3 separate regions of the Homo sapiens genome follow, and all the other regions are linked to region 3. Evidence: chromatin contacts called from ENCODE Hi-C or POLR2A ChIA-PET data. All regions are on one chromosome and are shown on one strand. Each heading gives the region's core, a stretch centred on a gene start or an enhancer-like site at or near the end of the contact. The rest is flanking DNA. Distances are from core to core; before and after follow the strand shown.

Region 1 (3,850 bases), core at 394-2,893, 270 kb before region 3:
CTTGTACACTGAAAAGATAGATGGCCAGTTTTAAAGTTCTCCTGCGTTTAAACACGGGCAGCAGCGGGGTTGACGGTACAGGCACCAAGTTCTGACATAAAAGTCTTTCCTTAAATCATGTAAAAAAACCGAGACGTGCGCACTGCCAACTTACACTCATCGACACAAACTTACAATATTTATAAATAAGTCGCAAGCAAACACTGAGTTACATTTACCACGAAGTCACTGGACAGAGACCAAAATCCCATGAAAGCGGATTGATGTGAAACCACGTTAGATCTGAGACGCAGACGTGAGAAACGCCACTGATAAGAGACACGGAAGATCGGAGCCCAGCCCCGTGAGCCGGTCGGGGACAGCACGGGGGTCAGCGTGCGGCCGGGCCCGGCTCAGGCTCGCTGAGGTCCAGGAACGGGCACCTCCACCTGGACACGGCGCGCTGCCCCGGCAACCCCCAGGGGTCTCCCAAACGCAGACCGGGACGCAGCGACCACAAGCGTGGCTGCGGGACGGGGGCCTTGGGGCCCGGGCGTAGTGCGCCCGCTCGGCACCTGCCCCAAGGCGCCGCCGGGTGAAGCAGGTGTCCCGGAGGGCCGGGCCGCGGCGGCTCAGGGGATGCCCTCCCTTCTCTGGCAGCACTGCGAGGGCGGCGCGGACCAGTCGTACACGTAGGACAGGCGCAGCTGCACCTCGCGCTTGCACAGGCGGCCCTCGCGCGCCAGCGTCGCGTGCTTCTCCAGCATGTCCTCCAGGCTCTGCTTGTGCGTCACCAGGTACTGGTTGCTGCAGCCGCGGGACCGGTATTCGGTGTCGAAGCGCGGGTCGTGCTCCCGCTGGACGTCCACCGGCGCCAGCCAGGCGCCCAGAGACACGTCCTCGCTGTGCCAGGCGCGCAGGTAGTCGCGGCTGAGGCGCAGGTAGTGCACCAGGTCGGCCGAGAGCACGTAGCCGCCGCCCAGCGCGTAGGGCAGGTAGTAGTCGCAGAGTTGCCAGGCGGCCTCGCGCCAGCGCCCCCCCGGCTTGACGCGGCCGCGGCCCGAGAAGAAGCCCCAGTAGAGGCGGCGGCGGCGCGCGGGCTCGCGGGCGCGCAGCTCGGCCAGCAGCGCGTCCAGCCGCGCGAAGGAGTCGTCGTCCGCCTTGAGCACGAACTCGAAGGCCACGTGCTCGTCCAGCCAGGCCAGCATGGCCAGCACCTTGGCCGTGAGGTTTTCGTAGGCGTCGCGCAGCGCGGGCAGCAGCAGCAGGTCCCCGTGCCGCGCCTGCTCCCGCTCCAGGGCGCGCCGCTCCTCGGCGCCCAGGCCGGCCGTGCCCACGGCAAAGCGCGCCCACACGTCGCCCGGGGCCCCGCGCCGCGCAAGCCACGTGCTGCGGATCACGCTGCGGCGCTCGGCGGCGCGGGGCGCGCTGGCCACCAGCACTGCCAGGAAGGCGGCGGCGCGCGCGGGCGCGGGGGGAGGCGGGCTGCGGCCCGACATCGCCCTGGGGTCCCCGGGCTCGGCCGCGCAGCGCGCCAGGTAGAGCAGCGCCGCCCCGCACAGCGCCAGCGTGCCCAGGCCTAGCGCCGCCCGCCGCCGCCACGCCCGCCGCAGCAGCTTCATGGCGCCCGCGCCGGGCCGGCGGCCCAGGCCGGACTCGCGAGTGCGCAGGCGCCGCCGGCTCGGGGCGGTGCGCGTGCGCACGGCGCTCCTGGGAGCGCGCCGGGGCCTTCCGCAGACGCCGAGCCCCGGGGCGCTCGGAGGCCGGCGGCCAATCGGCGGCCGTCACGTGGCCTCGGGCACCCTTGTCATTGGTCAACCTCGGAGCGGCCCCGCGACCGCTTCCGCCCGGAGGAGAGATGGTGGCGCCGGCGTCCCCTCCGTGAGGTCGCGCCCGTTCGCACCGCCCCCGCCCGCAAGAAAGATGGCAGTGGCCTGATCCGGGCCCGTTGGCGGCGTCACTGACGCTTCGCTCCGGTCCTCGGATCCCGAGCGCGGGGAGGCAGACCGGTGAGTGAGGGGCCCGGGACGGCCGCTGCAGGCCGCGGGGCCAAGTGTACGCCGGCCGGACGGCGAGGGCGGGTCTGGAGGCCGCCGCCGCCTCCCGCCTTGGGCTGGGGCATCGTCCGTCCGCTCGGCCTTGAGCCCTGGCGAGACTCCGCCGCCACCGGGGCTCCCGGGGTTCCCGGGGGCAGGGACAGGCCGACGACGCTGGCCTCCCCGGCCGCCGGCACGTCTGGTCTCCTACTGGCCAAAACCTACGAATGCCACCGGGAAACGGAGGCCCAAGGGGTCTGGTTGGACTCGCGTTTATCGGCGAGGCGACCTTGGACAAGCTGCCCCGCTTCCCTGCGCCTGCGCTTCCGCTTCTGAACCGCGTGGACCCTCATCCCCAGTTAGTAGGATTTGGAGATGTGAAGTCGGCTGTGTGGAGCCCTTGATGTCTGGCTCAGAGGCGGTGTTATGAACCCTGTTGAGCTTTTAGAATCTAACCGTGTGTGTTGTTAACTGCCAGAAATAGCCTCGTTCCACCAGAGCTGAAGCCCAGGGATGGCAAAGAAATAGCGTCTCTGCCTAAGCTGTTTCCCACGTCCGTTTTGCAAGGGTGTGTTGATTCCTTGCTGGGAACTGAGCTGCTAGGGGATGGCGAAGTCGAAACCCCATTCCGGTGGGACCGGCCCGCTCCGCTGTGCTGCGAACCTGGCACACCGTGATGAATAGATACTCTGAAGCCAGGAGAGGAAGCGCCACTTGATGGACTCCTGATATTTATAGTTACTTTTGGGTTACTTTTTATTCCCCCTTTTTCGAGACAGGGTCTTATCTTTTTGTTTTTGTTTTTTAAAGAGACGCAGTCTCACTGTGTTGCCCAGGCTGGTCTCACGATCCTCCTGCCTCAAGTAAACCGTGTAACTCATCAAGATATGTAGAATCAAGAACTAGCTTTATTTTCTCTAGGAACAAAGTACAGTCTCTTTGCACACAGCGTGTGTTTTACGACTGTAGTTAGTGGAGTCAGCACCAGGAGGAGGTGTCTTGGTTCTTATCCAGGACTCTCCCCTGGTCAGGCGATCTGGGACGACAGGAATAGAATTATGCCACCACTAGGGAAGGGAAAAGCCCTCAGCCATGTTCAGAAAATCAGGCCGGGTGCATGGCTCACGCCTATAGTCCCAGCACTTTGGGAGGCCGAGGCAGGAGGATCACTTCAGGTCAGGAGTTAGAGACCAGCCTGGCCAACATGGCAAAACCCCATCTCTACTAAAAATACAGATTAGTGGAGAGTGGAGGTGGGTGCCTGTAATCCCAGCTAACTGGGAGGCCGAGGCAGGAGAATCACTTGAACCTGGGAGGTGGAGGTTGCAGTGAGCCGAGACTGCACCACTGCACTCCAGCCTGGGCGACAGAGTGAGACTCTGTCTCAGAAAAAAAAAAAAAATCAGACATGAGCCCCTCACCCAGGGTTTCCTTCCTTGGGGGAACTCAGGCTTGTACCCCTCTTGGTTTGTGGCAGACTGCACTGACTTCAGGACCACTTTCATGGCGGCCCCACTGGTGTTTCTCGATACCTGGAGGCAGCATTTTTTCGTTTAATATTACCCAGGGTAGCATTCGTTGAGCGCCTACTGTGTGCAGGCAGAGTGGCAGGTGCCAGAACAGTGAAGCTGAATAAGACGGCCACAGAACAGGAGTCTCAGTCCATGTGTGTTGAGGGAACAGCTGTGACATGGCGGGGCCTCAGCGGCACCCGAAAGGACCCGCAGGTGTTTGCCGGAGGGGCAGACTGTGAAAGGAGTAGGCTCGTGGGTGAGAAGGACCCCGAGTTCCCTTTGGGATACATGAGGCATGAGGCCCTGTGAGCCCCTGCTTCC
Region 2 (3,380 bases), core at 203-2,702, 370 kb before region 3:
TTCCACGAGTGGCCCAGGCCCTGCTTTGGATTCTGCTGGCATTCACATAGTCACTCCACAGATCCACAGACATCCAGGCACCCATGCTTTGTGTGAGTGTTGCCAAGCACCCTTGCCCTGTCTCCCCGGGTGCCCCACGGGCCCGCACCTGCTCTGGGGAACCTGAGAGTCAGCTGCATTCCACCTCGACCAGGAAGAGGGCCTGGGGGTTCCTAGGCCGGTTGGTGCTGGGAGCCCTGTCCTGGCCTCCCTGGCTGCAGGGACTCCATCGGTGGGGGAGGGGGAAGGGCACCCAGCCGTGGTGAGAGCTCCTGGCCAGGAGCAGGTGGGCAGGTTGCTCAGCACCCTAGGACTGGGCCCTTCATCACTAGGGATCATGGGCTGCAAGCCCTGCCCAGCCCGTGGCCCAGGCTGCTGGAGCACTGGTGCCTGCAGGGTGCTGAAGCCTGGCGTTGCAGGCCCCACAGGTTGGGTTGCATGCTTGGCACCAGGCGGAGGCCCCAGATGTGAGCTCACCGGGCTTCAGGTGTGGGGGATGGCTGCTCCTGGGCCTCAGAAAGATGCAGTCCCATAGACTTCCAGCACGCCCCTCCCCTCCTCGGGCCTTAATTTTGTCCACTGAGAAGATGGTCTCTGAGGCTCTGGGGTTTCCTTCTTGGTCACCAGATATTCTGCGGGCCTTGCCTTCCTGCCCAGATTCGAGCCAGTGGCAAACAGAAGCTGCCAGGAGCTTCTCAGAGCTGTGGCTGGTGGCTCGGTAACAACAGGAAGGGCAGTGGCTGTGCAGGAGGCAGGCAGCTTGCCAGCCCAGGAAGGTGACCCAGGACACCTCCAGGCCTTTCCCAGGGCAGCCCAACGGCCCAAGGTCAGGGCCGGGCGCGAGGGCGGCCTGAGCACAGAGCACGGGGGCTGACAGCAGGCTGGGGGGCCAGCAGGAGACGGGGCCCCACGGCGCCCCAGGCCTTGTGGGTGGGACCAGACCCTGTCGAGCGAGCGCTACGAGTCTCACCTGGGAAGGGGGCTTCAGATGGCACCGGACTGGATGGGCACCGGTTCGGGTCCCTGCTCCACCGAGAGGCCCAGGAAGGGGCGGAGGCCCGGGGTGGTGTTGGGGAGGGGCCGACCTGAGCCACGGCTCCGTCCTGCGCGGGAGCCGGGTCCTCGGCCGCCCGCCCGCTCCGGCCCTCTAGGACGACGTCCCCTCCCGCTCCCGGCCCCTCGGCGACTTCCGGACCGTGCGGGTTGGGTTGGGCAGGTGCGGCCGCCGAGTCCGAGCCGCTCACCTAGGCCGTAGCCGCCGTGCGGGCCCCGTCCCCGCCCACCGCCCCGCCCTCGCCCCGCCCTCGCCCGCCGCCCTGATTGGTTGGATGCTGCCCAATCAGGAGGCCCGGCGCCCCGACCCGCGTTTCCGGCTAGCGCACCGGAAGTTGCAGCGAGGTGGTTGCGCCTGCGCAGTGCATCACCGCAGGCGGGCCTCGCGGGTCCGGGAGCGCGGCGGAGACGATGCCTGAGATCAGAGTCACGCCCTTGGGTGAGTGGGAGCCGCCGGGAGGGCTGTGGGGTGGGCTCCGTATGCGGCTCCGGGCGGGCTGGGCGCCCCGCTCCCTCCCGTTTCTCGTGGAGCCAGGTGCGCGCCGCGGGCGTCCTCCGGTCTCCTCCCCGCGCGGGCCCTGGTGGGAGCCGAGAGGCGGCCTAGTCCCTGCACCCCGGGCCTCCGGCAGTGACGCGAGAACGCGAGCCCCGAGGTTCAGGCGGCCGTGAGGGGACGTCGCAGATGGGGCCGCGGGGCCTTCGCGCTCGCTGTGCGCTTTCGTCGGTGCCTTGACCTCCCCGTGCCGCGCGCTGCCGCCTCCAGCCCTACCAGCCCTTCAGTCCCTTAGCCCCTCAGCCCCGCAGACCCTCAGCCCCCCAGCTCCCCAGCCTCTCAGCCTCCCAGCCCCTCAGCCCCCCAGCCCCTCAGCCCCCCAGCCCCCCAGCCCCTCAGCCCCGCAGACCCTCAGCCCCCCAGCTCCCCAGCCTCTCAGCCTCCCAGCCCCTCAGCCCCTCAGTCCCTCAGCCCCCCAGCCCCCCAGCGCTCCAGTCCCCCAGACCCTCAGCCCAGCAGACCCTCAGTCCCCCAGCCCCTCAGTCCCCCAGCCCCTCAGCCCAGCAGACCCCCAGACCCTCAGCCCCCCAGCCCCTCAGCCCCCCAGTCCCCCAGCCCCCAAGCCCCTTAACCCCGCAAGCCCCTCAGCCCCCCAGCCCCGCTTCTGCCTCCTCACGTCTTGCTTTCTGTCCACCACTCTGTGTGCTCACGCCCGAGTTACAATCAACTCTCACTTTAGCTCTTGTTCTACCTGATTTCTGCAACACTGAAAAAAATAGCAAAAAACGCAAATATGTACTCCTAAAAGTCCTGACAGTCTGGGCACTGTGGCTCACGCCTGCAATCACAGCACTTTGGAAGGCAGAGGTGGGAGGATCGCTTGAGCCCAGGAGTTCAAGACCAACCTAGCCAACATGGCAAGACCCCATCACTCCAAAAAAAAAAAATGCTAAAATTGGCAGGGCGTGGTGGTGTGTGCCTGTGGTTCAAGCTACTTGGGAGGCTGAGTTGTGAGGATTGCTTGAGCCCAGGAGGTTGAGGCTGCAGTGAGCCATGATTGTGCCACTGCACTCCAGCCTGGGTGACAGCAAAACCATGTCTCAAAAGAAAGTCAAAGTCGTAACAGTATAGAACGATGTGAAGAAGGAAAAAATTAGTCAAAATCCAGGGTCTCAGAAACAGCTGGAGGGACATGGTGTTGGTGGCCAGTCATCCTGATGTCCTTAGCGTTTTCCACAGGTGCCTGCCCTGTGCTGTCCTGGAACCTGGTCCTTCCACCGGGCAGGGGGTCGAGGGCACCTTCCAGCACAGACACCAGGACGGGATTCCATGTCCTCCCCCATGGCGTGAGCGCTTCCTCGGAGGGTGCCCCCCGCCCCGGTGTGGACACTGTGCTGTGAACACCCCTGGCCTGTGCACACCCCATGGCATTTTGCAGCTGTTTGCATGGGCCCCACTGCCCTCCCCTGCTCTCTGGGTCCTCCGTGGGGTCCTCCCAGCCTGCCCCTTTCCCATTTGGCCTCTTGGCTGCCTGTTCTGCCCACTCTCTGGACATCTGATCTTTCTGATCTTTCATGTGGCTTCAATTACCCGCAATCTGTACCTGGGTATATTCTCAAGGTCACCTCAGCCAAGGTATCATCAAAGCCGAAGTCCTGTTTCACCGCTTCCCTGCACCAGGGACTGCCTCGGGCTCCGTGTCCGCGCTCACTGGACCACTGCTGTGTCCTTGGGGTCACTCCCACGCCTTGGCCTGTGTGTGGCTACCCCCCCCGCCGCCGGTCCCCCTACCCAC
Region 3 (3,732 bases), core at 66-2,565:
GCAGCCGCTGTTTCTCGGCGCCGCCCGCCCCGCCTCCCGAGAGGCTTCGGGGACTAGACGTTGGACGCGGATTCTTCCAGCGCTGCGCCCCGGGTCCGCCTCCTCCTCCGAGAAGCACCCCCAGACCCCGCCATCCTCCTCCTCCGGGAAGCCCCCCACCAGGCCTCGCCCTCCTCCTCCTCCGAGAAGCCCCCCTAGGCCTCGCCATCTTCCTTCTCCGAGAAGCCCCCCAGGCCCCGCCATCCTCCTCCTCTGGGAAGCCCCCGGCCTAGCCCTCCTCCTCCTCCTCCTCCGGGAAGCCCCCCTAGGTCTCGCCTTCCTTCTTCCCCGGGAAGCCCCCCACAGGCCTCGCCCTCCTGTTTCTCCGAAGAGCCCTCCTAAGCCTCGCCCTCCTCCTCCTCCAAGGAGCCCCCCTAAGCCTCGCCCTCTTCCTCCTCCGAGGAGCCCCCCAGGCCTCGCCCTCCTCCTCCCCCGGAAGCCATCCCCGCTCCCCCGACCCCCTAACTTGCTCTCCTCCGGGGAGCCCCGGGGCCCCGCGGCACCAAGAAGTCGAATGGGACCCCGAGGCCAATCCGCCCGTGTTCGCCTCACGCGCCCCCTCAGCGCCAGGGCTGGGGGAGCCGTGCCTGCGCCCCGCGGCGCCCTTGTCGCGGGGTCTGGCTGTCCAGGCCCGGGGGCCCGGGTGTCAGGCTGGTAGCGGGAAGGAAGGCGCCGGCCTCCCCACCGTCTTCGTCCCGTGCGGCGTCCCCGGGAAGAGCCGCGGTCGGCACCCAGAGGGCCATGGACGGGGAGCGCCCTGCGTGGTGTTCGTGGCGCTGGCCCGGTCTCCGCGGATCGGAGGCGAAGCCAGCCTGGCCCTCGGGTCGCCCGTCTTTTGTCGAGCTGGCGACATCAGTGCGGTTCCCACTGCCCCTCGCGTTTTCCACTGGACTCCCTGCTTTTTATTGTTGATTTGTGGGAGCTCTTTGCATAGGAGCCCCGCCGTTGCAGTCTGGCGTCCTCGCAGGCGCGTGCCTTCGGAGCGCCGGGTGGGCTGCGGGCGCGGCGGGACTCCCGGTCTTCCCCGGGGCGGACACCGGCGTCACCGCGTCCTACGGAGCCGGGCGCCGAGCGGGAGGCGCATCTGGGCCCCACCGGGGCTGCCCGCACCGAGCACGCGAACGCGCCCTCCCGCCCTGAGGCCGCCGGCGTTGCGGTCGGAGAACCATAGAGCCACTCGGCTGGGCGTGGCGCGGCGGGGCGGGGAAAGGGGCGGGGCCTGGGCGGCGGAAGTGCGCAGCCGCGCGGCATTCTGGGGCCGGAAGTGGGGTGCACGCTTCGGGTTGGTGTCATGGCAGCTGCGGGGAGCCGCAAGAGGTAAGCCGCGGGTCCGAGGGCCGATTTGGCCTCCCGGTGGGTGTCTGTATCCAAGGGGGCTTTTCTTGCTCCTCTCAGCGGGGCTGGGGCGAGCTGGGCGTGCGGGCAGCTGTGACTCCTGCGTGACCCGCAGGCGCCTGGCGGAGCTGACGGTGGACGAGTTCCTAGCTTCGGGCTTTGACTCCGAGTCCGAATCCGAGTCCGAAAATTCTCCACAAGCGGAGACACGGGAAGCACGCGAGGCTGCCCGGAGTCCGGATAAGCCGGGCGGGAGCCCCTCGGCCAGGTTAGTGGGGACATGCGTGAGCAGAACCTCTTGCTCGTCCTGTCCCACCCCGGTTGGGTTGCTGACCTCGCCTGGGGTCTCAGGGCCAAGGCCTAAGGATCGCCGACCTCTGCCCCCCAGTCCTTTCAGCTTAACTTACTCTTTCATCCGATGTTTACTGAGCTCCTGTTCCGTGCCAAACTCTGTCCTAGGCAGGGAGCGTATGTTGGTGAGTTGTGCAAAAATCTCTTCCCGATCTAGGAGAACTCTCACGTTCTTGGGTGAAATCACCGCCTGCAGTTCGGTAGAAGAGAGATAAGTGCTGGGGAGGGAAAGGAAGGACAGAGGGGCTGAAGAGAGAGTTGCAGGGGAGCCGAGTTGCTCTGTTAGAAGGAGCGGAGGCTGTGCTCGGTGGCTCACGCCTGTAATGCCAGCACTTTGGGAGGCCGAGGCGGGCAGATTACCTGAGGTCAGGAATTCGAGACCAGCCTGACCAACACGGAAAAATCATGTCTCTACTAAAAATATAAAAATTAGCCGGGCGTGGTGGGCACCTGTAATCCCAACTACTCGGGAGGCTGAGGCAGGAGAATCGCTTGAACTTGGGAGGCGGAGGTTGCAGTGAGCCGAGATGGCACCATTGCATTCCAGCCTGGGTGAGAGAGTGAGACTCCATCTCAAAAAGAAAAAGAAAGAAATCAAAAGATACAAAAATTAGCCTGGCGTGGTGACACACACCTGTCGTCCCAGCTACTCGGGAGGCTGAGGCAGGAGAATCGCTTGAACCCGGGAGGCGGAGGTTGCGGTGAGTGGAGATTGCGCCACTGCACTCCAGCCTGGGCGACAGAGTGAGATTCCGCCTCAGGAGAAAAAAAAAAAAAAAAAAAAGCGGAGGTGGTTGTTTGAGAAGATGACGTCTGAATAAAGACCTCGAACAAGGAGGCCACACAGACAGTAGGGGAAACGTGTCTTAGGATTTCAGGCAGCAGAAAACAGCAAAAGCCTTGCAGTGGGAGCATTTGGGGAGAGTACAGAGGTAAACGTGGCTACGGCAGGAGTGAGGGGGTGAATAGGGGTAGATGAGCCCAGAAGGGTGATGAAGAGCCAGGTGCCGTAGACCGTCATAAGATTGCCTCGTAAAACAGGGAGTTACTTCTGGGTTTGAGCGGTGGAGTGCCTTGTAGGTGACAAGGGTGGAAACAGAGAGACCTTTAGGTTAACTGAGAATTGAACTATGTGGTGGTTTGAGAGGAGGCACGAACGGTTTTGAAGGTGTTGCTGATGAGATCTGATGACAAGTTGCGTGCTGGGTATTAGAGACAGAGATTTGCCTTTAGTCTGAGCCTCTGGAAGGGTGAAGCCACCATCAGGCAAAAGTAGCGCAGGGCACAGGCACAGCAAGTCCAGGGAAGACCGCGGCTGGGGGCCTGTGTAGCGCAGGGCGCAGGCACAGCAAGTCCAGGGAAGACCGCGGCTGGGGGGCCTGTGTAGTGTGTTTGAGGGTATGTTGTAGAGGTTGTTGGGTAGGAGACGTGAGTCTGCCAAAAACGTACCTCCTGGCAATCCTGTCTTGCTAGTTGGTAACCCTTGTGAAGGGAGTAGACTGACCCTGTAGGCCACTCCCCGCCCCCTCTACTTCCACTTCCCACTGGGGTCGCTGACTTCTGCCTCCTCAGCCGGCGTAAAGGCCGTGCCTCTGAGCACAAAGACCAGCTCTCTCGGCTGAAGGACAGAGACCCCGAGTTCTACAAGTTCCTGCAGGAGAATGACCAGAGCCTGCTAAACTTCAGCGACTCGGACAGCTCTGAGGAGGAAGAGGGGCCGTTCCACTCCCTGCCAGATGTGCTGGAGGTGAGGGCGTGGGCCAAACCAGAAGGGGGGCACTTGTCTCTACACTCTCCTTCAGCTCAGCCTTTCTGTGCAGGAAGCCAGTGAGGAGGAGGATGGAGCGGAGGAAGGAGAAGATGGGGACAGAGTCCCCAGAGGGCTGAAGGGGAAGAAGAATTCTGTTCCTGTGACCGTCGCCATGGTTGAGAGATGGAAGCAGGCAGCAAAGGTGAGCAGCAGCCAGGGGCGGGCAGCTGGGTGCCCAGGCAGAAATCTGGCCTTGC

The links. Hi-C counts contacts between places; a loop is a spot of excess contacts on that map. ChIA-PET counts read pairs that join two places held with the same protein, here RNA polymerase II (POLR2A). Pooled maps may share reads with other maps.
Region 1: a loop to region 3 is called in a pooled map, with 14 times the contacts of the local background. The contact joins the promoter of B3GALT6 here to the promoter of NOC2L in region 3. A Hi-C loop is called at or near these places in 2 of 37 single-sample maps with no recorded cell type and 11 of 50 pooled maps. POLR2A ChIA-PET finds 5 or more read pairs at or near these places in 3 of 52 experiments (H1, PC-3 and activated CD4-positive, alpha-beta T cell).
Region 2: a pooled map shows a loop between it and region 3 (6-fold over the local background). The contact joins the promoter of INTS11 here to the promoter of NOC2L in region 3. A Hi-C loop is called at or near these places in 1 of 168 maps with a recorded cell type or tissue (gastrocnemius medialis) and 6 of 50 pooled maps. POLR2A ChIA-PET finds 5 or more read pairs at or near these places in 1 of 52 experiments (A673).

What each region holds. Positions count from the first base shown.
Region 1 is chr1:1,230,030-1,233,879 of GRCh38, reverse strand. B3GALT6 (beta-1,3-galactosyltransferase 6) reads right to left here and starts at 1,643. Exons shown (of 1, transcript NM_080605.4): 1 at 1-1,643. The coding sequence starts at 1,601. The coding sequence ends at 612. SDF4 (stromal cell derived factor 4) reads left to right here and starts at 1,879. Exons shown (of 7, transcript NM_016176.6): 1 at 1,879-1,988. RefSeq lists enhancers at 562-1,243, 1,244-1,925 and a silencer at 1,542-2,401.
Region 2 is chr1:1,322,732-1,326,111 of GRCh38, reverse strand. It overlaps INTS11 (integrator complex subunit 11), which reads left to right and starts at 1,452. Exons shown (of 17, transcript NM_017871.6): 1 at 1,452-1,531. The coding sequence starts at 1,504. It overlaps CPTP (ceramide-1-phosphate transfer protein), which reads right to left and starts at 1,310. Exons shown (of 3, transcript NM_001029885.2): 1 at 1,010-1,310. RefSeq lists silencers at 854-1,353, 1,534-1,663 and an enhancer at 2,482-2,991.
Region 3 is chr1:956,839-960,570 of GRCh38, reverse strand. It overlaps NOC2L (NOC2 like nucleolar associated transcriptional repressor), which reads left to right and starts at 1,315. Exons shown (of 19, transcript NM_015658.4): 1 at 1,315-1,356; 2 at 1,490-1,642; 3 at 3,298-3,472; 4 at 3,546-3,677. The coding sequence starts at 1,331. RefSeq lists silencers at 1-93, 1,052-1,311 and enhancers at 1,422-1,531, 1,190-2,047.